Linked DNA regions of Homo sapiens: region 2 is linked to region 1. Evidence: read pairs that join two places in POLR2A ChIA-PET (ENCODE). Cell type or tissue: Panc1. All regions are shown on one strand. Each heading gives the region's core, and the rest is flanking DNA. Links, peaks and the distances in the headings are about the cores only.

Region 1 (14,552 bases), core at 3,839-11,838:
CTTCTTTATTAACTAAAACCGTTGGAATTTACAATATCTCCTCAATAAATTACTATTAGATATTGTGTCATATAAAGTTTACTGACTGTTTAAGGAGACGGATGAGCCCTTTGGCTCGGGGTTTATTTACAGTAGAGGCGAAGTGGGGGTAAGGACAGGTTTCCCTGCCGTTATCTCTTCCCGCCCCAGCTGCTGCTGCACACTTCTTTATCAGCTCTTTATCCTCAGGAATTTGGAGAGACATTTGGAGTCCTCTTCCCCAATACTCAAGGATAATTGATAATGCCGGGTTTTCCTCTGGAGCCGGGAGCCACCCAGCCTCACACCTCCACTCACGGCTAGAGGAAGGATGCGGAAGGGAGGTAGAGAATGCAGCAAAAGGAGGTGCCTAGCTCCACATGGACCTGCCTGCCTGCTCCTGAAAATCTGGGGGCGAACTACTCTTCTGCTGTCATTTCCGGGGAACTGAGGAGCTTCTGGGGGCCTCCTGGAGTCTTTGCAGTGGGAAGCTTTGGACCCCTAACAGGGCTTGACTGGGCTGAGAGGGGCCTAATTCTCACTGCGGAGGAGACAACTGCACCCCAGAACCGGCCAAGCCTGCCCCTGGGACCATCAGATAGCAGTGCAGAGGCCCGCAGTAGGTTGCCTCCTGAGGGGGCTAGGATTGAGGGAAAAAACCCTTGAAGAATTATCTTATTGGGGGGTGAAATTATATTTATGGTGCAAACTCAGAAGCTCCCTCCAGAGAAGGCCGAGAAGCAATGCTGGCCATTGGTGAGATAATCAACATCTGCAAAACCACAATCCGATCTCAACTAGGTCCACAGAACACAGCCAAGCGGATTAAAAAGAAAGACAAAATAAAACTCCCCCAAACCAGATGTATCCTTTTGGGGTCTAATAGAAAAAACACTCGAATTTCCATGTGATTATTTCGAGCTTCTAACCAATGCATGGCTTAAGTAATACAGGGTTGGATAAATAGTTCAGTAAACGTCTAAATACGAAAAAATACCAGAAGATTGAAAGAAAATTGGAGACAGAGATTCGGAGAGAATGAGAAAGAAACCCATTTAGGTGAAAGTTAAATATCAGAGAAAGCCTGAGAATAAGCCAAAGCTGCAAAAGCAGATCGAAGCAGAGAAGATTCTCCCTTTTTTTCCTCTCCCTCCCCTCTCTCCTCTGCAGGACGCGGCAGAGAGAAACGCAGATTCTTTGAATTCCACCGCTCCCCGGGCGATTTCATATCCCAAACCGTAGCTGCTCACTCCGACAGAAATGTGTCCCCGCGGGCGCCGCCCTGCCCGGAGCAGTTCGAAGCTCGCAGCTCGGTGCCTGTCCCTTGCCCTGCTTGGCCGGTTCCCCTTCCCCGCCCCTGCTTGCCTAGCTGCCCGGCCTGGTCCAGCCCCTCCCGCCCCCAGGAGCCGGCCCCGCGTTAGGCGCACTTGTCGGAACTTAGGGCAAGCCATGGGCTGCAAACCCGAAGCCGCCACCTTCAGTTAGAGCCGGTGGCGCCAAGGAATGAGCAGGAGACTCAGCCTGGATTGGCCTTTTTGTGCCTAACTGATAAGGGGCTGGGAGGCTACGGAGAGGAGCATCTCTCAGCTGCAAATTCCAGGTCACAGCATCTGTAACATCTTATTTCCCCTTCTCAAGATACATTGATGAGCGCCATTGAAATTTTAGTTTTTAAAAAACATTTTATTTGAGGGTTAATTTGGTCATAAAGATAAACAGGGTGTGACATTAATATTGCTGTTGATTTCAATCAGAACATCGTGCGGGCAGCTAGGTCTGCGCCCAGGCTCTCCAGGCCTCTGCGCTCAGCCGCTATTGTTGGTGTGAGGGATGCCGAGCTGGGCTTTGCCAAATAATCACTAGCCTTTGAGGGGTGGAGTATTCTCCTCATTCTCTTTTCCCTTCCCAGATAATTCCAATCTCCTAGAAGAGGGACCCCAAGAGGAAGGTCTCAGCCTCTCCCCATTCCCTCCACCCCAGCAGGCAACTCCCAGGCCGGGAGCTCTGCTCGCTGCCCTCCCAGGCCAGGCCGCTGAGCGTGAGGAGCAGCGGCCACAGGGCGGCGGATGCAACGCAGGAGAAATGAAGATTGGGTGAAGGCGTCCTTCTTCCAGGCACGCATTTCTTCTAGCCTGATTTAGCCTCATCAAAGAGGGCCGTTTTCCCCAGGTTTTGGATTCGGCGGGCAAAGAAGCACGCACAAACCCCTCTTTCTTCTTTGCAGCTGACCCTGATTCCTCTCAGGGAGAGCTGTCGACAACCACTAGCAAAATTCGCATCCCCGGTGTCCTGCTCCCTGAGACCCACCGGGAACCTAGGGGTTTTCAGGACTCTGGCAAGGACCCAGGTAATCTAAGCGTCCAGCCTTCCGGTGCACCACCGAGGCTCCGTTTGTGGTTAAGGAACCCCGCGACACACGCAACTCAGGCACCCGTTTTTTAACCGGGCTCGGACAAAAATGCAGCTCCCAGTCTGGGTCCCCGGGGCCGGCGGGAGGCTCGGGTGAGACGCTTAAAATCTAAATCCAGCCTCGGCGAGAGCTGTTCGCCGGGAGCAGGCTGGGGCTGGGCGAGGGACTCGCATCCCAAGGAGTCGGGGCAGCCGTGTCTAGCCGGGCTTAACCCGCCGGCACTTCGCTGACCATGCGCAAAACTATAGGTGGTCAGGCCGAGGCACCCAAACCGTGGAGCGATTGGTGCGAACTCTCCCGTACATTTATCAGATCACAAGGCTAGAGCGGTGGCCTGCCTGCTGGCCCCTGGGCCACTGGCTCCCGCCGCAGCTGGCCAGGCTCTACTAAGCCTCGCTCATTAACTCGGGGTTAATTAAAGCTGAAAGCAAGGATGTGGTCCAAGGCTTTCCTTGAAGACCAAGGCAGCCTGTGTCCCTCAGCTCGTCCTCCAGCTGGATGCCCCGCCGCCTCTCTCACACCTTCTCTGTGCCTCCATCCCTCCTGCATCCTAGCAGCCTCCACTGCGGCTGAGCCCAGCGAAAGGAGTTAATTATAAAATCTACGCTGATTCTGGTGGGAGAGGCAACGTGGCTGCTGGCGGCTTAGACCGCGGGGAATCGGCTGTGAGTGACTGCGTTTTGGCTCCCCCGCCGACCCGTGGTCGGGAGTGATTCCGCGCAGTGCTGCCTTACCCCTGGTCTGTCCAGAGGCCGCAGCGGCCCAGTTCAAGGTCACTGTCTAGTTTGCAGAAAGCGGTTCTGCCTCGTATGCAAATTAGGCCGGGACTCAGCACCAGCAGGGGTGTGAGCAGGGATTTGGCCGGCGGAGAGAAGGGAAGATGAGAAGGGGGCTGAGTGGGAGGGCCTGCCCCCTTCCCTGCCCCCCGCCCAACCCTGCAGCCCTGTCTGCCTTGCCCCTTCGGGGCAACTTAGGCTTGGGACCTGACTTTTGTCGGGTTCAAACAAGGCTGGGGGGTAGAGTAGGGAGCTCAGTCTCCTATTTCATGGCTTCCAGGCTCCTTCAGGGGTTGGGGCCCACCTGGCTCCCAGCCCTCCCTGCCGGTGCCCGGGAGGTAAAGAGCAGATTGGGAAATCCCTTCCCCAGGTGCTGCTTTCTAGGGATTTGCAGCCTGGAGGAGGGAGGCTTGTAGGAACGCTCAGTGACGGAGCCCAGTAAGGCTTTTAGGCTCAGGCAAGTAGCCTGGGGCCAACGGAGCCCCTACCTTCTCCAGTTCTCCCGCGGCTTCTCTAGTCCTCTGTCACCAAAAGATTCCAGCCCGATTGCCTCTCAGAAAATGCGGGGGAAGTGAGAGCCCCCAGGCAAGGACATCTGGGAGGCCATCTCTCCACCCCAACCTGAGCATCCCTAAATGGACCACCTTCCCCCGTTTTGTGTTTCCTTCGGTGGCGCGCTAACAGTTAAATAGGGCCGCAGCTCTGACATTTTCCCCCTCCACCAGCAGAGGATCTCCTCCACCTAGTGAATTACTGAGTGTCAGGGAAGGTGTGGGAACCAAGTTAAAAAAAAAAATCACATCAAATGCCACACCCATAGCCGCCTGCAATGCAACAGTGAATCGTCTCCACCGACCTCTAAGCTGGGTGGGGGTGAGGACTACCCGGTGTGCCCTCACCCCTCGGCCTCCTTTTCTGGCTTTGACCCTGTCCACTGGCCCGGCCCAGCTCTGGGGAGGAGCTGAGATCTGCTTAGGGTCTGCTGAGCACCGCTACACAACTGCTTTCCAAACCTGGGGCCCCAGTTCCGGGCAGAGGAAGGGGCTTGGGCAGATTGGGGTGGGAGCAATGGGCCCCACCAGGAGGCAGGTGGGGGTGGGGAATGGACTACCAACCCCGGGGCTCGCTAGGCTGGGAGAGCGCGGACAGGAACAAGGGTCCACTTACCTTTGGAGACAGAAGAGGTTCATAAGGGTGAGGGATAGGAATTCTCAGCCTCTAGAAGCCTTCTGGATTCCCCGTCCCCAGGCCCGTGCGCCGGCCTCGCCAAGGTATCAGAGAAGGGCGGGGCGGGGGGAGGTGGAGAAAGCGGCCAGCGGCAGGCGCGCGGGAGCGGAGTTGCCAGAGCATCTCTGGAGAGGCCGCCTTTTATGGGCGTTATTAGCGCCCTTGTCTAGACTGGAGACGACACCTCCTCTGTGTGTAAACAGAGGCGGCGGGCTCCTGCGGGAAGGGGGATGGCGCGTCAAGGGGGCAAGCAGCCCTCCCCTTCGCTGGCCACCGGAAGATCAAGGCCTTTTCCACCCCTCCCCCCCCTTCCCTGTGCTCCCTGTGATGTCAAGGTCAGAAAGACCTAGTCACGGTCAAGGCTAAAAGAGGAAGAGCCTGGTTGGTTTTGAAAAGGCTCTGGCCCCCTCCTCCTCCTCCCAGAAGTCCCTAGCTCCCCAGGGCCCCTCAATTCTCCACCAGTGCAGGTCTAGATATACATCTGCCTGAACCACTCTTGGAGTTTTCTTGGGGGTGGGCTCCAATACCACCCAACACAGATCCCAGCAGATCCTAGGGTGGGGAGTTCTCTTTTGAACAGATGGAGCCACTGAAGGGGCTGCCTGCCGCATGGACCCCACCTCCAATAGGAGGGCTGTTCAGAGAGATAGCGGCTGCCCCAGGGGCCTGCCCCTGCCTTGCACCCACACTGGCCTACTGTCCCCACATTGCTCACCCAGCCGCCTGTGGATCAACCCCAGGAGCAGATGGTCTCTGGAGCAGACAGTCATGGAGGGATCTGCGGAAAGAACTGCTGCCCTTGTTCTCTCAGTTGGGTTCCGGCTGTGGGACTGCTGGCTGAAAGGCCCATTCTGCTGGGCCTCTGTCTGGAGACTAAGATGTGGGTGGGGAAGGGTTTTTCCCCCAAGCTCAGCAAAGAATCTCTTGAAGCCCTCTCTGGCAGCCCCGGAGAGTGACCACTAGATGGAGAGTCCTGTGAGGCCCTTGGCTGCCTGGGCCTCCCAGCTCTGGCCTAGGGAGATAGGGGAAGTGGGGAGTACCATCAGATTATGAGAAAGATAGCAGGAGTCTCAGCCCCTCTGTGTGTCTGCGTTTCCTCACAGAGGTTTCACCAGCAATTCAGATCACCCTGTACCCCCGGTATCCTCATATTTGCCTTCACACTTAGTCTTACTTTTAACACAAACACTAGGAGGCTGGCCTTGGAGAGAAAGACATATTAGAGACATGACTAAGAGATGAACTATCTCATAGAGTCCCCAAAGACAATGCCAATTCTTGGGAGAAGGAAAGGTAAGAAATCAACACAACCAGAGTTGTGTTAAAGAAGAAATCCTTATTCAGGGAAAGAATAATATATTTCACAAATGTGCCTCCCCGAAACACATGCTCACACACACTCACACAGTGTTTGCTTACTCTTATGGTAAAGTCATATCCAAATAAGTCCAGGCATGATACTCCTCCAAAATAAATCTGGGTATATTTAATGCACTGCACGAGGGCTCACAGGCACTCAGGAACTGAGGTCCTTTTTAGGCTTACCAGTGTCCCAATGCACCAGTAGTGAGCCTGCACAGGCTTTCCTTTTTCTTCTTCTTCACCTCCTCCTCCTCTTTCTTCTTCTTCTTTTTTTTTTTTTTTTTTTTTTTTTGAGACAGAGTCTCGGTCTGTCACTCAGGCTGGAATACAATGGTGAGATCTCAGCTCACTGCAACCTCCACCCCCCTGCCCCCGACCGGGGTTCAAGAGATCCTCCCACCTCAGCCTCCACAGACATGCACCACCATGCCAGGTTAAGTTTTTCTATTTTTGGTAGAGACTGGGTTTCACCATGTTGTCCAGGCTGGTCTGGAATTCCTGAGCTCAAGCTATCCACCCGCCTCAGCCTCCCAAAGTGTTGGGATTACAGGCGTGAGCCATCGCCCCTGGCTCCTCTTCTTTTTTTTCATTATTCCCTTCTAGAGCCTTAGGGGTGGTTCCCTCAATATGGGATGACTACCTCATATGATTATATATGGGTTTGTGTGCAGAAGCAGAGGGATTCCTCTGAGAACTCTAGACTTCTCTTTAATCAGAGTCCCCAATTTCCAGTTTGCCTACAGCTGTGCTTGGGACTACCCAAAGCAGTCAGGAAGGGTGGGGTCATAGTAACAGAGCCCCAGGCCTCTTGTCCACTTAGTTTCTTTTTCTGACCAAACACACACACTCAGTCTCCAACTCCTTTCATCTCAGGGGAAACCCAGGGATTTTGGGAGAGAGGTTGGGATGGTGGGTGGGGAGAAAAAGGACAGATGGAATTAAGAATTAACCTTATTCCTGGAAATTCACCTATTCTCCCTCAAATCTCCACTGCACAGCGTGTGGCTCTCTAGTAGTTAACCCAGAGTTGAGACCCAGAAGAACAACACTGGCAGCCACGTCAGTAGCAGAGCCTCCACAGAGGGCAAATTCTTCAGGTTCTTTTTCTCTCAGACTCCGTGTGTGTGTGTGTGTGTGTGTGTGTGTGTGTGTGTGTGCAAGCGCGCGCGTGCGCAAAATGTGCATATGTTTATTCCCCAGGAAAATTTATTTAAATGAAATTATTAAATCTTCAGCCCCACCAGGCAAAGGGATAACAGAGAACTCTGATTTCCAACCTGACATCTCCAGTGTTTCTGTGTCTCAGGAGAGGAAAAATATTATATATAAATAAAAATTGCTGCAGTAAAGATTTAATCTGAGATAACATTGTTTTAGGCTATATTGCTTTTAAAAAGTCTCTTAACCTGACAACTTAATGATCTCATTAACTCTGCCAGATAGGGAGATAGGCACTGATGCGACCAGGAAAACAAATTAGTGGCAGCATCTACATAGGCTCCTCATTGCCTAGAAGACTGGGGTTCCCAGGAATACAGAGAGTAAAAGTGGGATTGGTTTGGCAAACTGGGGGCCAAAGGGGTCCTAGCAGCTCAGCCTCTCTACATAGGTTAAGTGGGGGGAAGAAAAAAGTGCAGCCAGGAAAAGCTGAGCTTCAGGCTGCCCCTGGCAGGCTGTGCTGACCCCATCCCAGCCCCAACTCCAGTCCTGAACTGGCTGAAGGTATTCGGGGCCCTCTGGGGCAATAGAGCACCAGGAGCCTAAGGTTAATTCCTCACTGCCACCGGCTGCCGCATTTACCTCATCCAGTTCCCAGCTGGGATGCTACTTTCTCAGTACCCAGAACCAGATCTGAGCCCCAATTATTAACCGAAGTAACCATCAATGTATTTTTGTCACTGCCTCCAGGCCTTTCAGTCACCAATTACGTCTTTCCTTCCTCAACAAACACTCATCTGAGTTGGACATCAGGATGGAAAGTTTTCTCCTATATAGATAGTATAGATAACCCAAAAACTTAAGTGGAGCAAAACAAGGGTTTGGAATCTACCCAGCTGGGAGCAATGTCTATACTCCTCCCCCTGATCATTCTGGCTGAGTCAGGGCATAGTAGACTGTCCTGAAGAGCCAGTGGACAGAATAGACTTCAGAAAGAATCTGAGCAATAAAATCAAGGCAAAAAAAGATATTTTATTTTAAAAACATGTTTGTGGGTTTTTTTCCTTTTTGCATTCAGTACATTGTCATTCAGACATCACAATACTATATACAGATACACAACATTTTTTAAAAAAGCCTATTCCTGATGAACATTTCAAAAGAACACTGTTTTGTAATGCACCAGTGGGAAGGGAAGAGGCAAGGGGCCCCCACAGCACCAAGGTGGCCTTTGAGGAGGGAACTGTTAGGCAGCATCTACATCTAGCTAATTGAGGGCCAGATCTTCTTGCCTCTTGAACTAGATCCTCTAGCTTTCCTCTGGAAATCAGTAAAGGTGAAAGTGTGAGGAGTCATTCCTGGGCTAGTGCCCTGATGGAAAGGTGACTGGACAGGGACTTTGTTGAGGGACCCACTCTCCATCCCCTTGGAAGAGATGTTTATCCTTAGAAAAAAGTTCTGCTTCTGTACCTGGACTAATCCCCAACCTTACCACCTAGAGAGAGAGAGAGGAGAGAGGAGCCCTATTTAGCAGCGTGGCTGGAGTCTTTGTCCTCCTTGGATTTCCACATGTTGACTGAGAGAGCAGAACAGGGGAGGCAGTGGGGCAAAGGCAGCTCCCACCTGGCCCCAGGAAATGCAGTTTCTTGGTTGGGATGGAGTGTAGGGGCTGCGTCAATGCTTTTACGGAATTCCAGCTTTTACGGAAACATCCATACTCCAATCACGCTGCCAGGTCCCTAATAATTATCATGAGTATTAACACGACTTTTAAAATACGCACAGAAAATCTTTACTGGGAAATCTTGCCTAAGGAGTGCGGGAGGGACAGCGAAGGAAAGTATGAGCTGGACAGATCCTGCTCCGAAGCTGCGCCCTTAGGGAAGGTCCTCTAAAAGCCTGGTCATAGGATGAGGCAAGAATTGGGGCCATTCGGGATTCCCCAACCCTGCTTTGGTTGGAATGATTGGGCTCTGCGCTGCCACCAGACTTTCTGGCAAGGTGAGCGCAAGGAGGAGTAGAGGTCGACAGCCTTCCTCGCACGGCCCACTCGGGACCCATTTCCAAAGCTGTTGAAGCCACGTGAGTCCCATCTGGATGGGGGTGGAGGCTGGGGATGGGATAGGGAGTTGGGGATGGCCCAGCAGCACGGCCATGGAGCCTCTCTGCCTCCGGGCGGCGCGGTTCTTCTCTTTCCTTAACATTAAATACTCTTCTGCACCCGCGCAGCGTCTTTCCGTGGGTTCGGTTATGGTACAAAGCGGAGACATAAATAGATGGGGCAAGCAGCGGGTGGGTGGTCAGGTGGAGTGGAGATGAGGCGCTTTCGATTTGCTGACCACCTTCTTCTCTTTGACCCGCCGGTTCTGGAACCAGATGGTTACCTGGCGCTCAGAGAGGTTCGTGGTGGCGGAGATGCGCCGGCGCTTCTCTTTGGTGATGAACTTGCTAGCCGCGTATTCCTTCTCTAGCTCCTTCAGCTGCACCTTAGTGTAGGGCACGCGTTTCTTGCGCCCGCGCCGGTAGCTGCTCACCTCGGGCTGCAGGGGAACCACGTCTGCGGGGAGATAAGGCAAGCGGGAAGAAGTGAGGCAAGCGGCTGGACTGAGATAGAGGACCCGAGGCTGCCTAGGCACAGAGTTCTGGCAGGGGCTCAACGGGGCCAGAGGATTGCACTGCATAGTGAAGCTCCCTAATGCTTTTCATTTCTGTTATTTTAGCAAGACCACAACTATGATGAGGCCACTGGGCTCGAAGTTTAAGGGAGGGGGCGCCAAAAACTCAGTAATCAAGACGATATTTTAATGCAATGTTTAAAAAAGCAAAACGAATACAAAAACATCCATGATGAACAAAATATCAATTAAAAAAATAAACATGGGTTCGGTATTACTGATTTTCTTTTGTTTCAGGCCCCAATATGGCTCTTCACAGCACTCAATATTAGGATCCTTGTATATTTAGAAGGGACCCTCCAAATTCCAGCCTGGCCTGCCATGCTTGCAGAATTTCAGATATTCAGAAAAATCCCTCCTTCCTGCAGTTAGATCGCTTGGGTCCTTATTAGTTTATATTCTGCCCCGTTGCCAGAGGAAGACATTCTGTTGTATATTTCAGGGAGGGCATGGCAGGCAGGGGGTCAGCTTCAGTGGGCCCAGACCACCAGATGAGTCTTCACGCCTTTGGACACTGGCCCTACGTTAGGGATGTGAGGCACAGATAGAAGATAAGTGTCCAGGTGAAGCCAGCCTGCTTGGAGGTCCACACTCTAGGAATTGGGGTCCAATGTTATGAACCACCTAACACCCAAGGTGGGGGGTCCTGAACCTGAGATATAGGGAATCAGGTGTCTCTGGAAGTAGGGGGTCCACACTGCAGTCCCACCAAAACAGAACAAATTCTGTTCCAACCGCCTTCCCTCTCCATTCCTTCACAGCTGAAGGAAACTGTCTACATCCCTTGCACCAACCATAACCCTAAACCCTAGATGCCTGTCATCCAAACCAATATTACCAGTTCTGTTTCTTTAGGCTCTGAGAATTTCACAGAAACTAAAACCAATATATATCACTTCTAACTCCATTTTCTACTCCACCCTCATCCCTGTCAATAAAGGTCACGCAACACTTTCAAGGGGAAGTGGGGGAACTAGGGAGATTATCTGGATAGCTCAGCCCTCAATTTTTTCCATGTAATTATTAGACTTTAGGTGAAAGCTAATGAGGAGGGCTGAATATTTGGGGTTTCCCCTTCATTCCTACCACATTTTGAAACTATAGACACAGCCCAGAGGGAAGACACAAAGTTCTTTCTGAAATGTTTGTTCCCATCCCACCCTCACAGAACACTTTCCCTGTACCCATCCCCATTGGGTCTGCTTTCTCTCATGGACTCTATACACAATGGGAAGAGTAGTGGTCACAGTGAGACACAGGGGAAAACAAAATGCTCAGGAAGAAAATGGGAGACGGGGTCCAATGGCCTCATTTGACTGTCTTCTGGTGACAATTTCTCAGGAAAACTGTTGGACCTGGCATTTTTCTCTGCCTCTGTGAGAATAAACTATGATTTAAAAAAATCTAAAAAACAAAATAACTTTATTTAAACAGTATGGATCCTTTAGGTTAAAAAGGATTTGTTTTTGAACACGACCATTATCTTTAAATCTCTCAGTTCTCAAATTTGTTTTACTCTTACAGAGGTAACCATGATTTGGGAAATTGACGATTTGTTGACAAGAATAGAATGAAGAGGATATGTAGTGATACCATGAGTTTGTTGCTTTTGTTGTTGTTATTGTTGTTTTTAATCCTCAGAACATTTTTTCAGGATTATTTTGTTAAACTCATTTTACAAGATTAGGAATCTGAGGCTCAGAGTGGGTAAAATAACTTAAGTGGCAGAACCAGATTTTAAAGCCAGACTTTCTGACTCTTAAAATGATACAGTAAGTTTTAAAATGGAAATAGGCCAGCTAATACAATCCAGCTTTAAAACACCTCCTTTTCCCTGGAGAAGAATACAGTAGGGTAAAGGTGGGTTTTTGTTTCTGAATTAGCCAGATAATTGTCCCTAATTTTTTACTTTACTCTCTTTAAACTCTCACAATTACCTATCCAATTTTGGTTTCCTAAATTCTAGCTCTAAATTTCCAATGAGATTTAATCAACCCTAAAAAAAATCAGTTTAAAAAGTAGACAACTGGTTTAAACTGGTTATTTTTCTCTATAGGATGCCAAGGATTGATTTAGCCAATTTGTCCTGGATCAGACCAACTGCAGGTTGGTTTGGCCTCCTGGGGAAATAACTCCAGTCTTGCCTTCTCAAAGAAGCCCCCTTTCTTTGTCTGCTGCCTTATCTGGAAAGGAAATGGTATGTAGAGATGAAGAAACATCTGGTAGCTTGGACCTGGAGATGTGCGTACACTGCCTAAAGTGAGTGGGGGCTTAGTTATTAATCTTACAATCACCCCTTCCCTAGTCTCCCTCCAGATCACATACACGAATGACTTCATGCCTGGAAACCTAATAGACACCTTTGAGGAGTAAATAAAAATCATCTCAATGCTCAGCCATGGCTTTCTTTTTGGGCTTCGGGGCCCCTCTGTTCAGCTCCCCACAGCCCACCCACCCTTGACCACCCGCCCCCCCACAGGCAAGCTCTGGGCTCTGAAGAGTGCCTTGTCCAGCTAGAAATCCAGCTTGCTACTCTTCCCAACCCAAATCCAAAGGCTTGTCAGTAAAGACTTCTAGTGTGGTCCAAATAGCCCACTGTTTCTTTCTCCCTCTTTCTCTCTCCTAAACCCCATCTCTCTTTTTCTCCCTTTCTGATTCTCTCCTGGAATTTCTGCTTCTCTCTCTCTCTCAAAAAAAAAAAAAAAAAAAAAAAAAAAAAAAAAAAAAGTCTACACTCACCGTAGGGAGAAAAAAAAAAAAACCAGAGCAATAAAGCAAGAGTCTGTATAATTGGGAGAAGGAAGAAGCCACGACACATCTTGGCCCTAATTATCTGGATCTTGCTGAACAATTGCCTCCATCTCCCACACCAGCCCAGACTACCACAGATGAGGATTCTCAGAGCCAGAGGCACTGTAGAGAGACAGCAGTGTTTATGCCTACATGTTGCCGAACAAACCACAATTGCACAGACAGAGTTATCTTGAAATCTCACTACTTCTAAAAGATCTCTGAGTGGGTAGAAAGATGGAGAGTGTCTGAAGATAATTTCTTATTCGTCTGCCTCTTGTCTGTACCTCTGCACTCACTGAGATACATCAGCCCAATTCTATTTCCACACGGGGATTGTGGGAGCACATAGCTGCTGAGGCATGCTAGGTTTTATATCCATTTCCATGCCATAATTTGCAAGTGTATTAAATCTCAATTGGGATATACTTTTTTTATTTCAAAGATATTTTTCTCTAGGAGGCTGTGATCAAAAAAGTATTTATTTTTAGTGGAGTTTTGTTTTGTTTTGTTTTGTTTTGTTTTGTGTCCTAGGAATCTTTGAGATGTTTATTTTGCTCAAAGATATTTCTCAGCTTCTCTCCAATCCTTCACCCCTACTCCACACCACATTCATACATAGAACAGCTCCTTCTCTTCTACCTCTTCACACTAAACCCATTGCACATTGCTCTGGGCCTGTGCCCCCAATCCACAGTGGGTTTGGTGGGCACCTGATCCCTTACCCCTTAGCCCCTTGGCATAGCCCATTGGCTTCCCTGCCCCAGGAATTCCTGCTGGACCCCAATCTCCTAAGAAGCTTTGTGTTTTGGTGAGATAGAGAATTAAAGGGCCATCTCTCTAAAATACATTGCTGTATTATGAACATGTGAATTGTCTTTCTAGAAATCTATTATTGTATATTTCATATTAGGTAGTTAATAAAAGAAATCATATTATATAAAAATATTACAGCCAATACAGGGTAGGTGATGCATAATACCATGTACTAAAATTGCACCATCCTTAATTCTGGCAATCAGAAGTCAGGGTGCCTAGTGTAGGTCATACCCTGGTATTGAGTTGTGTTATACTAAGTAATTTCATAATATTCACAAGAATGTTATTTGCTACACTCTCTAATATCACTCAGTATTTTTTTTTAAACCACCTACCTCTTCTTCCAATTCCGTATGCAGAGGAATTTCAGGCCCACCCTTAGGAGGTCTTTGGGTCTATGCTTTCCAAGGAAAACATCCCTGAGCTTGGCACGTGGAGCTGGTCGGGGAGCTGGGCACTGTCGGGAGACATCTGTGGCTGCCCTGGGCCCCCCACCCCCAAAGACCTCTGTAGGTATCAGAAGGGAGAACGCTCTCCCACTGAGCTCTGCTTACAGGGAGAACAGACTCAAATGCTGGACTCCCTAGACCGGAATCCTGATTTCTCAGCACAAGGCAGGATCCAAAGCTCTTGGTGTGGTTTTGGGAAACCTGGGACTGGTCTTGTCCGCAAGGAGAGCGGTGGGATTTACAGGAGCCTTTCTCTCTTCAACTGGAGACGGAACAAGAGGGGAATGAATTCTCCCTTCCCATCCTTAGCCAGACAAGACCAAGGGGTCCCCAGCCTGGGTCTGGACTCCAGAAGCCCCTGAACAGGTCTTGAACAGGTCTTCCTCTCCCATTTCTCATCCCCACGCCCTTCTTTCTGTGTCTGGGGCACCAATAACTAACTCTCTTTCTCGACCACATATGGGGGAGTTGGCAGTGGAAATGTCTATAGGTTTGAGCTCAATATACCAAAGAGGCAAGGAAAACTTTACAATGCTGGGGAGGGATTCTAGCCTCCTCTCCACTCCCTCTCCAGAGATTTTGGATCTTCTGTTCCCTCAACAATCAGGAAATTCGTGGCCAGATTTTTAAAATAAGTCAGGAAAGGAAAAAAATAAATCTCACATTTCTGTAGACCCCAGCAAATTAGTCCCCTATTTAAAAAATACTGTCTAGTGCCTGAACGATCCTGCGAATTCTGTCAAAGAAAGTGGGGGTTCTTATTCTCCGCCCTCCCCAGTTATTCGGTGGGTTGGGGGTTTTGTCCTGGATTCCAAGGCACTATAGGCCCACCCCGCCCCCATCCCTTGCCGGAAGCAGGTTTAGGGGC
Region 2 (16,027 bases), core at 4,702-12,701, 340 kb after region 1:
GGAGTGCAGTGCTGTGAGGTTGGCTCACTGCAACCTCTGCCTCCCAGGTTCAAGCGATTTTTGTGCCTCAGCCTCCCGAGTAGCAGGGACTACAGGTGCGCGCTACCATGCCCAACTAATTTTTGTATTTTTAGTAGAGACAGGGTTTCACAGTGATGGCCAAGCTGGTCTCGAACTCCTGGCTGCAGGTGATCTGCCCACCTCAGCCTCCCAAAGTGCTGGGATTACAGGCGAGAGCTACTGCGCCCAGCCAGCCACCTTGCCCAGCCTAACTTACTGTTTAAATAGATCTTTTACTCATGAATGATTTAACCTTCATGAACCCCCTGAAAGATCTGTAGGGATCCCTGGAGCCCACTTTGAGAACTGTAGTCTTAGAGCACCAACCTTGAAAAATGCAGCTGTTGGGCAAGGTGGCTCACTCCTGTAATCCCAGCACTTTGGGAGGCTGAAGCGGGTGGATCACGAGGTCAGGAGATTGAGACCATTCTGGCCAATGTGGTGAAACCCCATGTCTACTAAAAATACAAAAATTAGCCGGGCGTGATGGCACACGCCTGTAGTCCCAGCTACTCAGGAGAATCGCTTGAACCCGGGAGGTGGAAGTTGCAGTGAGACGAGATCGAGCCACTGCACTCCAGCCTGGGTGACAGAGAAAGACTCCATCTTAAAAAAGAAAAGAAAAAGAAAAATGCAGCTGCCAGGCACGGTGGCTCATGCCTGTAATTCCAGCACTTTAGGAGGTCAAGGCAGGAGGATCACTTGAGGTCAGGAGTTCGAGACCAGCCTAGCCACTATGGTGAAACCCCGTCTCTACTAAAAATACAAAAATTAGCTGTGTGTGGTGGTGCGAGCCCGTAGCCCCAGGTGCTCGGGAGGCTGAGGTGGGAGAATCGCTGGAACCCAGGAGGTGGAGGTGGCAATGAGCTGAGATGGTGCCACTGCACTCCAGCCTGGGTGACAGAGCGAGACTCCTTCTCAAAAAATAAGAACAAAAATGCAGCTGTTTTCCTATAATTTTCACATATCACAACATATTCTTTCCGATTTTTTTTCAACCGTTGAAAAAATGTAAAAACTGGCTGAAAGTGGTGGCTCATGTCTGTAATACCAGCAGTTTAGGAGGCTGAGGTGGGCAGATCACTTGAGGCCAGGAGTTTGAGACCAGCCTGGCCAACACAGTGAAAACCTGTCTCTACTAAAAATTGAAAAACAATTAGCTGGTCATGGTGGCACATGCCTGTAATCTCAGCTATTCAGGAGGCTGAGGAATGAGAATTGCTTGAACCCAGGAGGCAGAGGTTGCAGTGAGCCAAGATCCCGTTACTGCACTCTAACCTGGGCAACAGAGTGAGACTCTGTCTCAAAAAGAAAAGAAAAGAAAAATGTAAAAACTACTCTTAGCTTGTGGGCCATATAAAAATAGGTGATAGGCTGAATTTTGCCCATGAGTTGAAGTTTGCTAACTCATCATATATACTATTACTGGATTAAGAATTTTGTTTGTTTGTTTGTTTGTTTTGCGATAGAGTCTCGCTCTGTCACCAGGCTGGAGTGCAGTGGCGTGATCTCGGCCCACTGCAACCTCCAACTCCCTGGTTTGAGCGATTCTCCTGCCTCAGCCTCCGGAGCACGTGCCACCATGCCCAGCTAATTTTTGTATTTTTGGTAGAGACGGGGTTTCACCATTTTGGCCAGGAGTGTCTCGATCTCCTGACCTCGTAATCTGCCCACCTTGGCCTCCCAAAATGCCGGGATTACAGGTGTGAGCCACCACACCCAGCCTGGATAATGAATTTTAAAATAATTACAATAAAACATGCTTAATGTTAAAAATGTGAATATTAGCTGGGTACAATGGCTCACCCTTGTAATCCCAGAACTTTGGGAGGCCAAGGCAGGAGGATCGCTTGAGCCCAGGAATTTTGAGACCAGCCTGGGCTACATGGCAAGACCCCCTGTCTCTACAAAAAAAAAAAATGAGCTGGGCATGGTGGTGTGCACCTATAGTCCCAGCTACTCAAGAGGCCGAGACAGGAGGATCACTTGAACTAGGAGGTCGAGGCTGTAGTGAACTGTGATCATGCCACTGTACTCCAGCCTGGGTGACAGCGAGACCTTGTCTCAAACAAACAAGAAAACTCACCATAAAAAACAAACTATGAGCATCACTTAATTTTCCTAAATAAAATGATACCCCAGAACATGTAGCCCCTCAAATTCATGTTTCGGGACATTTATTTATATAATAAGCATATGTAACATGTTTATATATAATAAGCATATATAACAGTACCTGTTACGCTCTGAAGTGTTGGTAAAACATGATTCAGTTGTAAGTAGACAACTTTTTAGAGGTTGTAAATAGATGTGGTGTCCATTCTTGTACCTTTTTTTTTTTTTTTTTTTGAGACAGAGTCTCACTCTATTGCCCAGGCTGGAGTGCAGTGGTGTGATCTCAGCTCACTGCAACCTCCGCCTTCTGGGTTCAAGTGATTCTCCCACCTCACCCTCCCAAGTAGCTGGGATTACAGGTGCCTGCCATGACACCCGGCTAATTTTTGTATTTTTAGTAGAGATAGGGTTTCACCATGTTAGCCAGACTGGTCTTCAACGTCTGGCCTGAAGGGATCCACCTGCCTCGTCGTCCCAAAGTGCTGGGATTACAGGTGTGAGCCACTGCACCTGGCCCATTTTTGTATCTCGTTTGGAATGTATGAGAACAGGTAACTAGGATCAGACTGACCTTAACCCCTTGACCTTTTTTGTCTATATATATTTTGTAACTCTCTGCCTCAGTTTTCCAGTCTGTTAGCAAGTGCTTTACAAAACACTAATATAAAACAATAAGGCTAAAATCCGGGCACGGTGGCTCACGCCTGTAATCCCAGCACTTTGGGAGGCCGAGGCGGGCGGATCACTTGAGGTCAGGAGTTCGAAACCAGCCTGGCTAACATGGTGAAACCCCGTCTCTACTAAAAATACAAAAATTAGCCGGGCGTGGTGGTGCGTGCCTATAGTCCCAGCTACTCAAGAGGCTGAGGCATGAGAATCTGTTGAACCCAGGAGGCAAAGGTTGCAGTAAGCCAAGATCACACCACTGCACTCCAGCCTGGGCGACAGAGCAAGACCCTGTCTAAAAAAAAAAAAAAGCATAACATTTAAAACAATAAGGCTAATTAGTTTAAGATTATAGTGGTACATATATGCTTTCAGCATATCCTTTTGGGACATTTGATTTAGTATTGAGATAATATATGCTAAACTATTATTATGCTAAATAATTCAATGGAAAATTAATCCAGAATTTATGAACTTTTTTTTTTTTTTTTAAGAGTCCCAGTCTATCACCCAGGCTGGAGTGCCGTGGTGTGATCATAGCTCACTACCACCTTGAACTCTTGGGCTCAAGGGATCCTCTCATCTCGGTCTCCCGAGCTCCCGAGTAGCTGGAACTACAGGCACACACCACTGTGCATGGCTAATTTTTTTTTTTTTTTTTTAAGAAACAGGGTCTCGTGGCCAGGCGGAGTGGCTCATGCCTATAATCCCAGCACTTTGGGAGGCTGAGGCGGGCAGATCACCTGAGGTCGGGAGTTGGAGACCAGTCTGACCAACATGGAGAAACCCCGTCTCTACTAAAAATACAAAATTAGCTGCATGTGGTGGCGCATGCCTGTAATCCCAGCTACTTGGGAGGCTGAGGCAGGAGAATCGCTTGAACCTGGAAGGCAGAGGTTGTGGTGAGCTGAGAACACACCATTGGACTCCAGCCTGGGCAACAAGAGCAGAACCCTGTCTCAAAAAAAAAAAAAAGGAAAAAAGAGAAAGAAAAGAAACAGGCTCTTGCTTTGTTGGCTAGACTGGTCTTGAACTCCGGACCTCAAGCTGTCCTCTGACCTCAGCCTCCTAAAGTGTTGGGATTACAGGTGTGAGCCATGGCACCTGGCCTATGAAGAGAAATTTTAATACCTAAATAATCTACTGCCTAGTAAAACTTGAGTAGTCTACTTTGTTTTCTGGGGTTCCCATAACCTGCATTATAGTCTCACAGTTCATGTGTTAACTGGAATCTTAAGTCACTTTGCTAGATGTAATGGAAATCAGAGCAGCACTGAGTATCCTAGGGAGAATATAAAATGTTGAGACTGCTGTGGCGAAGATCTCGTATTTGTACTCTTTGCTTAATGGCAGCTAAATTATCTTAGAGTCTGAAACGTGGTAACTGAAGTTGTGTGTTTAAAAGAGAGCTGTTTGCATATAATTTTTTTATTATCATAAAGAAATAGAGCCCATAGAGCTCTGTTTGGGTACCTTTCTAAGTTTTTCAGCTAGTTTGTACTGAGCTGAAAGGTATTCGGTACCTGCTAAACTTGGTTTCAGCTCTATATTCCCTTTGTGATGCATGGTTGGGGCAATTTCTGATTGTCTGATATAAGCATAATTGTTGTTAGGAAGCATTCAAAATGGGTCCTGGAAGGTAACAAAAGGAGGAGCTATTTTGAATTGCCTGTTTTACCTTGTGTGTTTATAAACGAGTTTCCACCGTGTTTGTTTCTATATGAAACGGTTTATAACTTTAGAATTTTTTATGGTCCTTTTTGAACTTAATTTGTCACTTGGTTCTGTTTCTTTGTAGTTAGAAAATGAGTAGTTTTGTATAATTTTTAAATATACTGTTTAGTGCTTTAGAATAGGCAGATATGGACCTCTTTTTTTAAACTCAGACTTCTTTCTTTTTTTTTTTTTTTTTTTGAGACAGAGTCTTGTTCTATCACCAGGCTGGAGCGCAGTGGCACAATCTCAGCTCACTGCAACCTCTGCCTCCTGGGTTCAAGTGATTCTTCTGCCTCAGCCTCCTGGGTAGCTGGGACTACAGGCATGCACCACCACACCCAGCTAATTTTTTTGTATTTTTAGTAGAGATGGAGTTTCACCGTGTTGGCCAGGATGGTCTCGATCTCTTGACCTCGTGATCTGCCCGCCTCGGCCTCCCAGAGTGCTGGGATTACAGGAGTGAGCCACTGCGCCTGGCCAACTCAGACTTTTTTCAATCATGCATATCTGCATTCTTTTTTCTTATTAGATTACATTATAATTTTTTGATTTACTAAAAGCAATCTGTGATTATTGTAGAGACTTTGAAAAATACTAAAAGTACAAGGAAGAAAATAGAATCACCTAGGATGCCATTATCCAGAGATAACCATTATCAACATTTTGATGTTAATTCCCTTATCTTTTCTATGCTTATTATTTTGTTTGCTTTTCTGTAGATTTACAATTATGGTGCATGTACAATTTTATATTCTGTTTTTTTTTCCCATTTAACATACGGCATTTTCTCATATTTTTAGTTTTCAAAATGTTATTCTTTTATAACTTAAAGATAGTTTATTATAAGGCAGTACCTTAATTTATATTTATCCATTCTTGTTTAAATTCCTGTTCTTTTTTGGTCATAAAGATGACTGTGGTTAAACGCTCAATGCAAAAATGGTCCACATGTCTGGTTTTATCCTTAGAATAGAGAGACTGAAAGAAGAATGAAATGTTCAAAGGATATAAAACATTTTAAGACATTTAATATAAATATTGCCAAATTGACTTCCAGAAAGATCGTCTAAATATGTACTCCCAAAAGTACTATATAAAAGTGCCAGGCCATCAGAGAAATGCAAATCAAAACCACAATGAGGTACCATCTCACACCAGTTAGAATGGCAATCATTAAAAAGTTAGGAAACAACAGGTGCTGGAAAGGATGTGGAGAAATAGGAACACTTTTACACTGTTGGTGGGACTGTAAACTAGTTCAACCATTGTGGAAGTCAGTGTGGCCATTCCTCAGGGATCTAGAACTAGAAATACCATTTGACCCAGCCATCCCATTACTGGATATATACCCAAAGGATTATAAATCATGCTGCTATAAAGACACATGCACACGTATGTTTATAGCGGCACTATTCACAATAGCAAAGACTTGGAACCAACCTAAATGTCCATCAACGATAGACTGGATTAAGAAAATTTGGCACATATACACCATGGAATACTATGCAGCCATAAAAATGATGAGTTCATGTCCTTTGTAGGGACATGGATGAAACTGGAAACCATCATTCTCAGCAAACTATCGCAAAGACAAAAAACCAAACACCGCATGTTCTCACTTATAGGTGGGAATTGAACAATGAGAACACATGGACACAGGAAGGGGAACATCACACACTGGGGACTGTTGTGGGGTGGGGGGAGGGGGGAGGGATAGCATTAGGAGATATACCTAATGTAAATGACAAGTTAATGGGTGCAGCACACCAACATGGCACATGTATACATATGTAACAAACCTGCACGTTGTGCACATGTACCCTAAAACTTAAAGTATAATAATATTAAAATTTAAAAAAAAACGTGCCAGGCCAGGCACAGTGGCTCATGTCTGTAATCCCAGCACTTTGGGAGACCAAGGCGGGTGGATCACCTAAGGTCTGGAGTTGGAGACCAGCCTGACCAACATGGAGAAACCCCATCTCTACTAAAAATACAAAATTAGCCAGGCGTGGTGGCACATGCCTGTAATCTCAGCTACTTGGGAGGCTGAGGTAGGAGAATCGCTTGAATCCGGGAGGCAGAGGTTGTGGTGAGCCGAGATCATGCCATTGCACTCACTCTAACCTGGGCAACAAAAGCGAAACTCCGTCTCAAAAAAAAAAAGTGCCCTTTCTGCTGCATACTCTATTGGCATTCTCTTGTACTTGAATATATATATATATATCTTAATAGCTCAGGTGAGGTTTTGTTTTTAAGGTTTGATTAGGGGTTAACTTGACAAACTACTCCCTTCTTTCCATTTTTAGCAGTGTAACCAAAAACTACAGAGCTTCATGTTATTTGGGTGACAAAAGCATAGACTTGGTTGGCTGTGGTCATATAAAGTGCCTTAGGCATAACATAGTCATAAATATGGATTTAAAATATGTGTAGCCTTAAATACATAAATACCTGCATAGCAAATATTTTGTGGATCCAGCAGCTTTCTGCAGAAACCTGAAGTTAAGTGCAAACTTAATATAGACTTTAAATATTTATTAAATATTAAATCAGTGAATATTTATTGAATATCTACTGTGTTGTGAGAAGAAAGGCTTCCTGAAGTTTTAATCTAGATCTCTATATTCTACCCCATACCTCTTTTGATTACAGATAATGCAGCCATCCCCTTTCTAGTCAGAAAACTGAAATAACCCTCACCCAGTCACTAACACATCACAATTTCATTTTCCTTTAATAGCAGTTATCTGCTGTTAATCTAAAATTATTTAGCTTACTTGCTTATTACTTGTTTCTTCCTTTTAGAATGTAAATAAGCTCTATGAGGGCAGAAATCATATCTGTCTCATTTACTCTTGAATTACTTGGGCCTAGGGCATATGGCACTGTGCTTAGGCACTGAGTAAATTATTTGGTGAATTAATGAATTTTAAAACTCACTAAATGTGTATAATCCAAAAAGCAAATTACGGTTATTAATTTCAAACTTCTTCCTTCTTAAATCTTTTTTTTTTTTTTTTTTTTGAGACAGAATTTCACTCTTGTTGCCCAGGCTGGAGTGCAATGGCGCAATCTCAGCTCACTGCAAACTCTGCCTCCTGGGTTCAAGCAATTCTCCTGCCTCAGCCTCCCAAGTAGCTGGGATTACAGGCATGCGCCACCATGCCTGGCTAATGTTTGTATTTTTAGTAGAGACAGGGTTTCACCATGTTGGTCAGGCTGGTCTCAAACTCCTGACCTCGGGTGATCTGCCTGCCTCCGCCTCCCAAAGTGCTGGGATTACAGGCATGAACCACCGTGCCTGGCTCCTTATTAAATCTTTTACTAAGACTGTTAACTCCTCTTTTTTATAATCTGGAGTTGCTAGCAAAATAATTTGATAAATGACCATATACATAGCGTCTAAATGATATGTATACTGATCAACCTCTGACTAATTGAACTTGTAAATTAAGCCATCATTCTTAATGATGATGATTTCTTTCATGACAGATGAGTAAAATATTATTTTTGTGTAAAGGCCTATTGTCTTTTTGTTTTTATATCCACTTTGCCTAGCACTTGGTAGTTCCTTATTAGTGGTTTCTGAATGAATTAATGAATGAATGAATGATAGCTAATCTTAACATCTTCTAGATTTTTATGACTCTTTGATACTTACAGTGCATTATCCTTCTAATTTTTTTGTACCTAGCAGTATCTGCTTTTTGTCATTAGGAACCTGATAACAGGCCCCTGGATGTGTTTGTATGTGGCTTTTATTCCTTGCTTAGAGTTGGGCCATCTTATTAACATCAGTTGGTTACTAGAGAAAAGATCACATCACACCATATCTGCATTCTTTTTTCTTATTAAATTATATTGTAATGGTAATATCACACGAGGTTTAGAGAATTTACTTTGTAGTCCTCAGTGACAGACTCCATGCTTAGTCTATTAAAATATATAGATATAGACATATATCTAGATATACATAAATAATCTGTTTTCTTACACAGTGACCATTTTAGGATCTACCTCTGAGATTTTATGAAATTATCTCAGTTATTAAAAATCATTCTCTAAATCTTGGGTTTTCTTCAGTTCTCTCCCAGCATTTACGTAACTTTCTCTTTTGAGTAAGTATTAAGTTTTTTTAATCATTTAAAAAATTCTGGTGACTGAGTACCTGAGCCTTTTCTGCAGATGTTGGCCTCTAGGACAGCTTTTTTATGCATCTTTGTCTTCCCTGTTCTAAGATGTTTGCTGAAAGCATCCCACTTCTCCTTGTCAGTGCTTCTTAATGTGTGTATCCCTCTTCTGTCATTTATTGTTTAGTTCTATAAAATGCTTATGTTTCATCCTGAAGAATAGGTTGGGAAGGAGATGACACACTGAGTGCCATGCCCAGACACATGATCTGCTTGTCAAGCAGTATGGTTATAAATGAGCTGTGAGTTAAATTCTAGTGAGTGGCAGCATTGTTTTTCAAGATTTCCCTTTATGTCTCAGTCTGTTTACACTACAGAAATGTGTTGCTTTTTGTTTTTGAGATGGCATCAGTGAGACCTCACTGATAATTAAAGATTTGTTTTAAGTGTTAGATAGAAATCAGCAAAATGACATTCTTTATATGTAGCAATTGATGCAGCAGACCAGGAGTGAAGGAGAAATTTTTTTAAAAAAGGTGTTAGCTGTGTTTTTTTTTTTAATGGGGAGACAGATCATTCTTATTTTTGTTAAATACTTAAATTTTAAAAATCACTTTAGAGTGAAAAAAATTTTAAACAAGAATAATGGAAACGACAAGAGGCAAGAGATTGAGGGAAAGATTTAAGAATAATTGTGGGTGTTTAAGAAGAGAGGCTTCTTCCTCTCATTGTGATCTCCCTTTGGTGAAAATGGTAAAACAAAGGCCAGCAAATTTAGAAGGAAGCAGGAAATCCTAGTTAGTGGCTGTCAGTTGAATATTTAAGAGCAATGAAAATACTTACTTCTGTTAGATTTTAATGCTTTTTCCCCCCAAATTTTTTTGTTTTTGTTTTTTTTTCTTTCAGAAAGTCATGATTTTTCATCTCTATTTTCTAGTAAGTGTGCCACTAAATAAAATTTGGAAGCCATATAGTGTGATGTGATTGTGCAAAGGCAAGTTACATTTTGAATTTTGTGGTTTGAGGGAAGCCATTCCAGAATTTATTTCACCACTTCCTATGCCAATACTGTCCCACTTCTCAGCAAGAACTCTTTCCCTCCTCTAAATAGGTAGAAAAATGAGAAAATTTAGCATCAAATAACAGAATCAAGATAAAAGTAAGGAATCCTGCCTGATCCTTGTGTTGTGTCTACTCTAGCCCTTGTAGTTTACTTCCTGGTTGAAAATATATTAGAGGACCTCGTTGAAATAAAATTCTCATTTTGTGATTATATTAGGAAAGCAGATTCTGGGACATGTAGTGAAATTTTCTCTAGCACAGGAGTTAGGAATTTTTGCAGAGATGAATTGCTTTCCAGACATGCTCTAAGTTTTCAGCCTTAATGGTCCTGGTCATTGCATTTATTTACTTTTGTTTACTTGTATTTATTTTTTGTAGCATGTTGTAGTTCCCGAAAGTGCTAAAAAAATCATGTATTTAAAACAAACCAACCAACCAGAAAACCCCCCTCATCCTGGGGCTGTGTGAAGAAGAATGAAGCTCTCATTTCCCAGTACCCAATCATCAGCTTGAGCTGGCCTCTCCTAGGAACAGAATTTATTGAAGCAATTTATCCTGGCTAAATGTGATATAAATCCATGTACATGTATGTACGTATAGGCTCTGTTCCATTACAGTAGTGCTGTAGCATCATTTTCCTTCCTAGTTAGACCATGTTTCTATCACACTGAAAGATGACCAAGAAACCCCTTCTATTTTATGGGGCACCCCACAATTTTAAACACCGATTAGTTGTGGAATTACTGATTAGACAACGAGAAATACTGGTTTCTAACCCCACAGTGAGTCCTAAGAGAGTAGGAGAGATGTTACCTAGCTACCCTCTGAGTTTTAAGCATGGTTTTCCGATTACCAGATTCAGTCTAGCACGTTAACATTTTATTTCAACGCGAGCCTGACAGATTGTCCTGACATTTCAGTTTATTTCCAAGATAAAAATTTGAAATTTGGTTACAGTTCTGAAGTCACTTGCAGGCATATTCAAATTGTAGTTCCTCTCTCATCTTCCCTCGTTCGTATTCTTTTGTATACCTTTCTCTTTCATGGAAGGATGTTTGAAAATATCCTTTAGGAGTTTATAAGACTATTTTACCCCCCACTCCATTTTTCTCTTCCACCTTCCAAAATACAGTTTATCTTTTAGGAATTGTTTTTTACTATGATTTGCATTTCTAATCTTTATCCATCTCCACTTCTATTTTTATTCCTAGTTGGAATATGAGAAATTTCTCCCACACATTCAGATTGGAATTATTGTTCTTCAACAAAGAATTTCAATAAACACTTTGAGAGTTTAGCTTCAATAATTTATAAAACGGTATAAACCCTGTTAAAGTCTTCAGAGAAATAGAAGGGATAGATGGTGATGCCTTTTAGTGCCATTTCTTTCATCCCCTGCAGCAGCACACATCTGTTGGCTGCAACAGAGCAGCCCAAGAACACTGGCCGAAAGCAGCACAAACAGCCGGAACATGTTCACCCAGTAAACCCCCAAAGAGTCGACATTTGTTTTATTGCTGCTTTTAAAAACCTAGCCGTAAATAGAATCAGAAGGGGGAAGGGCATCGATACTTCTCCATTTGCCACAGACGATTGGTGGGGGGAGGAGGAGGCTCCCGGTTTTTATTTTTATTTTTTTATTAATGAAAGCCATTTCCCATGTAGCCCAATAGGATGGGTGCTTTGTTTTCTTTGGCAATAATATGGGATAAACAGCCCTTGCCAACAGTCTCGTAGTTTATACACCAGGGAGCCAGATTATGGCCCTGTAAAATGGAGCACCCCTCCTATAATCCCTTAATTAATTAAATGACAAATTTTGGTCTTCTCTCGTTCAGAAATATGGCTTCCGCATCGAGCGTTCAGTGAATTTATTGACATAAGGAACTGCACTAGTTGTAATTCAACAGACTGGAGAAGTGTGTTATATACTGTAGTAGAAAGAGGGAAAATCTAGCAAAGGTTTGAAATTCCTTGACTATTTAGATCTCATTCTTTCTAATTAAAAGTTTCAGTTGAGACACAGTAGATCATATGCCACCTGTCTAATGGGTCTCCCCAAAGTAGCCTGTGTTTACAACTTTGATAGATGGCATTCGTGGAACACCTGTTTCTAGGGTTGATATTTTTGAAGCACTTTTTTTTTTTTTTTGCTCCAGCATATTTAACATAACTTTTTCCCTCACCTCCCCCTCCTCAGCTCCTCTCTGCTATATGAAATATGGGAGACGACAGACCGTTTGTGTGCAATGCCCCGGGCTGTGGACAGGTACGTTTACAATATACTTTATTGTGAATGTCTCGTTGTGAATCAAAGTGGCTGTTTTATCACTAAGGCAAAGAGTTTAAAGCCAGTATTTTACGTGATCACTGGAGGTAATCAGATCAGAGGATTTGCAGTGTGTAAATCCAAGTTATGAGGAAGTGTAGGCACTCTACCGTAATGAAATCTGCCTTGCTGTCTTCCATATTGTTATTCTACTGGTGTTTGTTTCCCACCACACAGTATGGAAAAATACATGTTGCTGTCTCCTCCTTTCTAAAGCTGTCCATCTAAATACAAAGCAAGTTTAGAAATGTTTTCTCTTCATGCCGGGCGCGGTGGCTCACGCCTGTGATCCCAGCACTTTGGGAGGCCGAGATGGGCAGATCACCTGAGGTCAGGAGTTGGAGACCAGCCTGGCCAAAACCCCATCTCTACTAAAAATACAAAATTAGCTGGGTGTGGTGGCACATGCCTGTAATCCCAGCTACTCAGGAGGCTGAGGCAGGAGAATGGCTTGAGCCCAAGAGGTGGAGGTTCCAGTGAGCCGAAATTGTGCGACTGCACTCCAGCCTGGGTGACAAGAGCGAAACTCCGTCTCAAAAAAAAAAAAAGAAAGAAAGAAATGTTTTCTCTTCAACCTGCATGGATATAAAAGTCTGCTTAACATATTTGGAGAGGCAGCTGATAATGTACCCACTCATTGTGAACCTCAATTTGCCAGAATCTATTTGGATTTTTTAAATAAGGAAAAAAAAATTTCTTTTGACTGTTGATCCAGAAAATCATTGTTAGCAGCTACAGCAGATACCTATCTAGGAAAGACGAATCCAATAGAGAACTTGAGATCTCACAGCATTATATAAACATTTTCTCTGTCTAATGCCATAAATGCATTGTTCTGTATGTCAGCTGTCACGTAATTATATTCATATGTGTATATTGTATGTCATTTTTCATCATATGCTTTTTTAATAAAGTAATTTTGTTGAAATCGCCTTTTTTTTTCATTTTGCATCTTCTTAACTCTTCTTCCTAGACCTTCCTCTATTGCCATGTTCCACAAAGGATGAAGAAAGGAATACGAAGGAAGTTTTATTTGCCTTCATTAATTTGTTTTATAGAACTCAAAGGGTTGAGTTTCTGTTCACTTAGGAATATGTCATGTGACTGTCCACTGACACTTACTGGTGGTGTGTGAGATTACACACTAGTTATATTAAACATTGTAAATATCTGGACAAAAAGAAGAGTTAAATTTCAGAGATTCCTATGAATTTGAGAGGTAGATAAAATGGGGGTGGTGACAAGGAATGAACAGAAGGAAGATTCCAAATTCCAGTAAATGCTAAAATTTTGACAAAAGACCAAAAAAGGCATCATATTCTGCAGTATTTGCCATCCTAGGGTGTATTTCCTTTCATGTCAAAGTTTTCAACTTTATTATTTACTACATGTTTCCCCATGTGATTTCATATATATATATAGAATATATATATATCTCCATTTATATATGGATGTATATAAATATTTGCAGTAAAAGCCAGTTGGGAAAATAGAATACATTTGTTTCACTTTTCAGACAGCTTTATTGAAATACATTTCTAAAAATGATCTCTCCTAGCCTGGTATGGCTCATGCCTGTAATCCCAGCACTTTCAGAGTCCAAGGCAGGGTGATTGCTTGAGCTCAGGAGTTTGAGACCAGCCTGGACAATATAGTGAGACCCTGTCTTTACAAAAAAAAAAAATTTAAAAATTAGCCAGGCATGGTGGCACACGCCTGTAGTCCCAGCTACTTGGGAGGCTGATGCAGGAGGATCACTTGAGAGTCCAGGAGTTCAAGGCTACAGTGGGCCATGATCATGCCACTGCACTCTAGCCTGGGCAACAGAGCGAGACACTGTCTCAAAATAAATAAATTTAAAAATGATCTCTCCAAATTTTTACATGGAATTAGATAATACTATTTACTATGATGCTTATGACCGATACCTTGTACCTTTTTCACTTCTTGCTTTTAGTTGAAAAATAGGCATTTTTGGTGAAAAGATTTATTTTTCTAATACTTACCATTATTTTTCTTCACTTATTGTTTAAACTACTCCTGAACTCCTCATATATGTTATATGCTTAAAACAACCCAGACAAGGACTTTGCAAAGAAGTAAAAATAGAAGATAAAAATAAGGAATATATGAGAAAAGCATCTCTTAAGCTCTCTGAGGAAGAAAGATATAAATAACACCTTTTCAGGCTGTCTTATCAGAAAAGAGTAGTATCCACTGAAATTTGTGAAATGTCACAGATTTGTGAAATTTGTTTTTGTTTTGCTGTGTTTTGGACTGGAGGTAGGAAAATAGTAGGGACTTTGACTTTGGTTCCTTCTCGTAAGGTTGTGTTCCATTTACCATAAGCCATTTCCTTCCCCTACTTCTGTCTCCTGTTTCTGAATTATTTGTTGGTATTTTGGTTATTAGGATTCATTATAACCTCCGGCTTAGGTTCTAAAAGCTTTTTTCCCCTCAGTAGGAAGGTGAGTGTGGAACATTGCTACCTCTTTCTTTTGGATTCAAGATACTTATTTCATAGAAAAAGGATACAAAGGTACAACTTAAGGTTTTGAAGGTAGCATGATTCACCCATTTACCCCCTTTGCATGTCAAAACTTTATGGTCAGGTGAGATTATAGTTCTTTAGTTATATTTAGTCTCTTCCAAGTTTCTCCCACGATCTGGTAACAAATAACTCTAGATTGGGATCTCTACAAGATTTACTGTGATTGCTTTATGTGTATGAAATAGTGAAAATCTGGCAGATAAGATAAATTTGGTAAAGTGAACTACCCTTAGCCTGTCATCCAACTTCCTTAATATCCCTTGAGAATGGTTTCATTCTGGAGCCACCTTGAGCCTTTCAAACTATTTGTAATCCATTTGTCATTGATTCAAGTTCTTTCTTCCAGAAATGGTAGAATAATAAAAAGGCTATGTAAATCCCAGGATGGGTAATAAGGACCATGATAATTTTTGCAAGACGTGGTTTAGAACCTGCTACCATAGAAGTCTCAAAAAGCAGTGGCTTCTACTGGGTAGAGGAAGTAGGAATGAAAACAATTATAACTCAGGATACTATTTTTTTTTTTTTTTTTTGAGACAGAGTTCCACTCTGTCGCCCAAGCTGGAGTGCCGTGGCGCTATATCAGCTCACTGCAAGCTCCGCCTCCTGGGTTCACGCCATTCTCCTGTCTCAGCCTCCCGAGTAGCTGGGACTACAGGCACCCGCCACCACACCCAGCTAATTTTTTGTATTTTTAGTAGAGACAGGGTTTCACCGTGTTAGCCAGGATGGTCTCAGTCTCCTGACCTCGTGGTCCTCCCGTCTGAGCCTCCCAAAGTGCTGGGATTACAGGCGTGAGCCACCGTGCCTGGCTACTATTTCTTAAAAAACAAACAAAACTATAGGAACCTTGCATTATGTCAATATCTGCTCCTTGCCCAGACTTTACCCTATGCATTCCTAAACTCAGAAATTGTCCTGTGCCTTAATATTAAGGGAAGGTGAAAGGAAAATTCACCCAGAATAGACTAGTGGATTATGCTCTCCACTATATAATCAAAACCACTAGGCTTTCAATGGATACGTAAACATGTTTTGGTTGCTAGGTCTTTAATGGCTGTTATTTTTGGATTCTGTTCATGATCCACTTCCCACCAGTAAGTCTGATGTGACACAGCTGAGTTCTAAATATGCTGCATGTGCTTAAAAAAAAAACGCTGCTGAAGGTTGTGCTGTCTGCATTCTTAGCGGAAAAGACAGGTGATAGGGTTTTTTAGCCCTGTTATTCCTATTCTCCTGTTGAGATTTTTTTGTTTCTCTTGAGGCCTCATCAACCTCATGAAGAGGAACTCAGGGAAAGCAATATCCCTGCTAATACCTCTCTGTGGAATGTGGTAGCAGGAGCAGTTAATAGAGCTGCCTCCTGAGAATGGGGTTAGTGTTGTTAAGGCAACA

The links. Peaks named below come from ENCODE experiments on the same cell type or tissue, not always from the same donor. Only the 100,000 strongest peaks of a DNase experiment are listed, where the experiment ranks them.
Region 2: POLR2A ChIA-PET joins it to region 1 with 10 read pairs; 2 of 35 experiments call an interaction of 5 or more read pairs at or near these places.

The regions. Positions count from the first base shown.
Region 1 is chr12:53,939,956-53,954,507 of GRCh38, reverse strand. HOXC13 (homeobox C13) reads right to left here. Exons shown (of 2, transcript NM_017410.3): 2 at 7,964-9,508. The coding sequence ends at 9,252. LOC105369775 (a long non-coding RNA gene) reads left to right here. Exons shown (of 3, transcript XR_944977.2): 3 at 229-1,123. Among named protein-coding and RNA genes, the nearest start is that of HOXC13-AS, 7.6 kb to the right of the region's middle. RefSeq lists an enhancer at 2,379-2,966. In Panc1, for the core only: CTCF peaks have their summits at 3,931, 5,181 and 5,386 (motif pointing right); no DNase peak of the experiment used is centred there; H3K4me3 peaks cover 1,794 bases; H3K27ac peaks cover 7,872 bases.
Region 2 is chr12:53,596,947-53,612,973 of GRCh38, reverse strand. It overlaps ATF7-NPFF (ATF7-NPFF readthrough), which reads left to right. Exons shown (of 15, transcript NR_159377.1): 2 at 11,953-12,021. It overlaps ATF7 (activating transcription factor 7), which reads left to right. Exons shown (of 12, transcript NM_006856.3): 2 at 11,953-12,021. The coding sequence starts at 11,974. Among named protein-coding and RNA genes, the nearest start is that of ATF7, 21 kb to the left of the region's middle. RefSeq lists a silencer at 8,882-9,082. In Panc1, for the core only: no CTCF peak of the experiment used is centred there; no DNase peak of the experiment used is centred there; H3K27ac peaks cover 367 bases.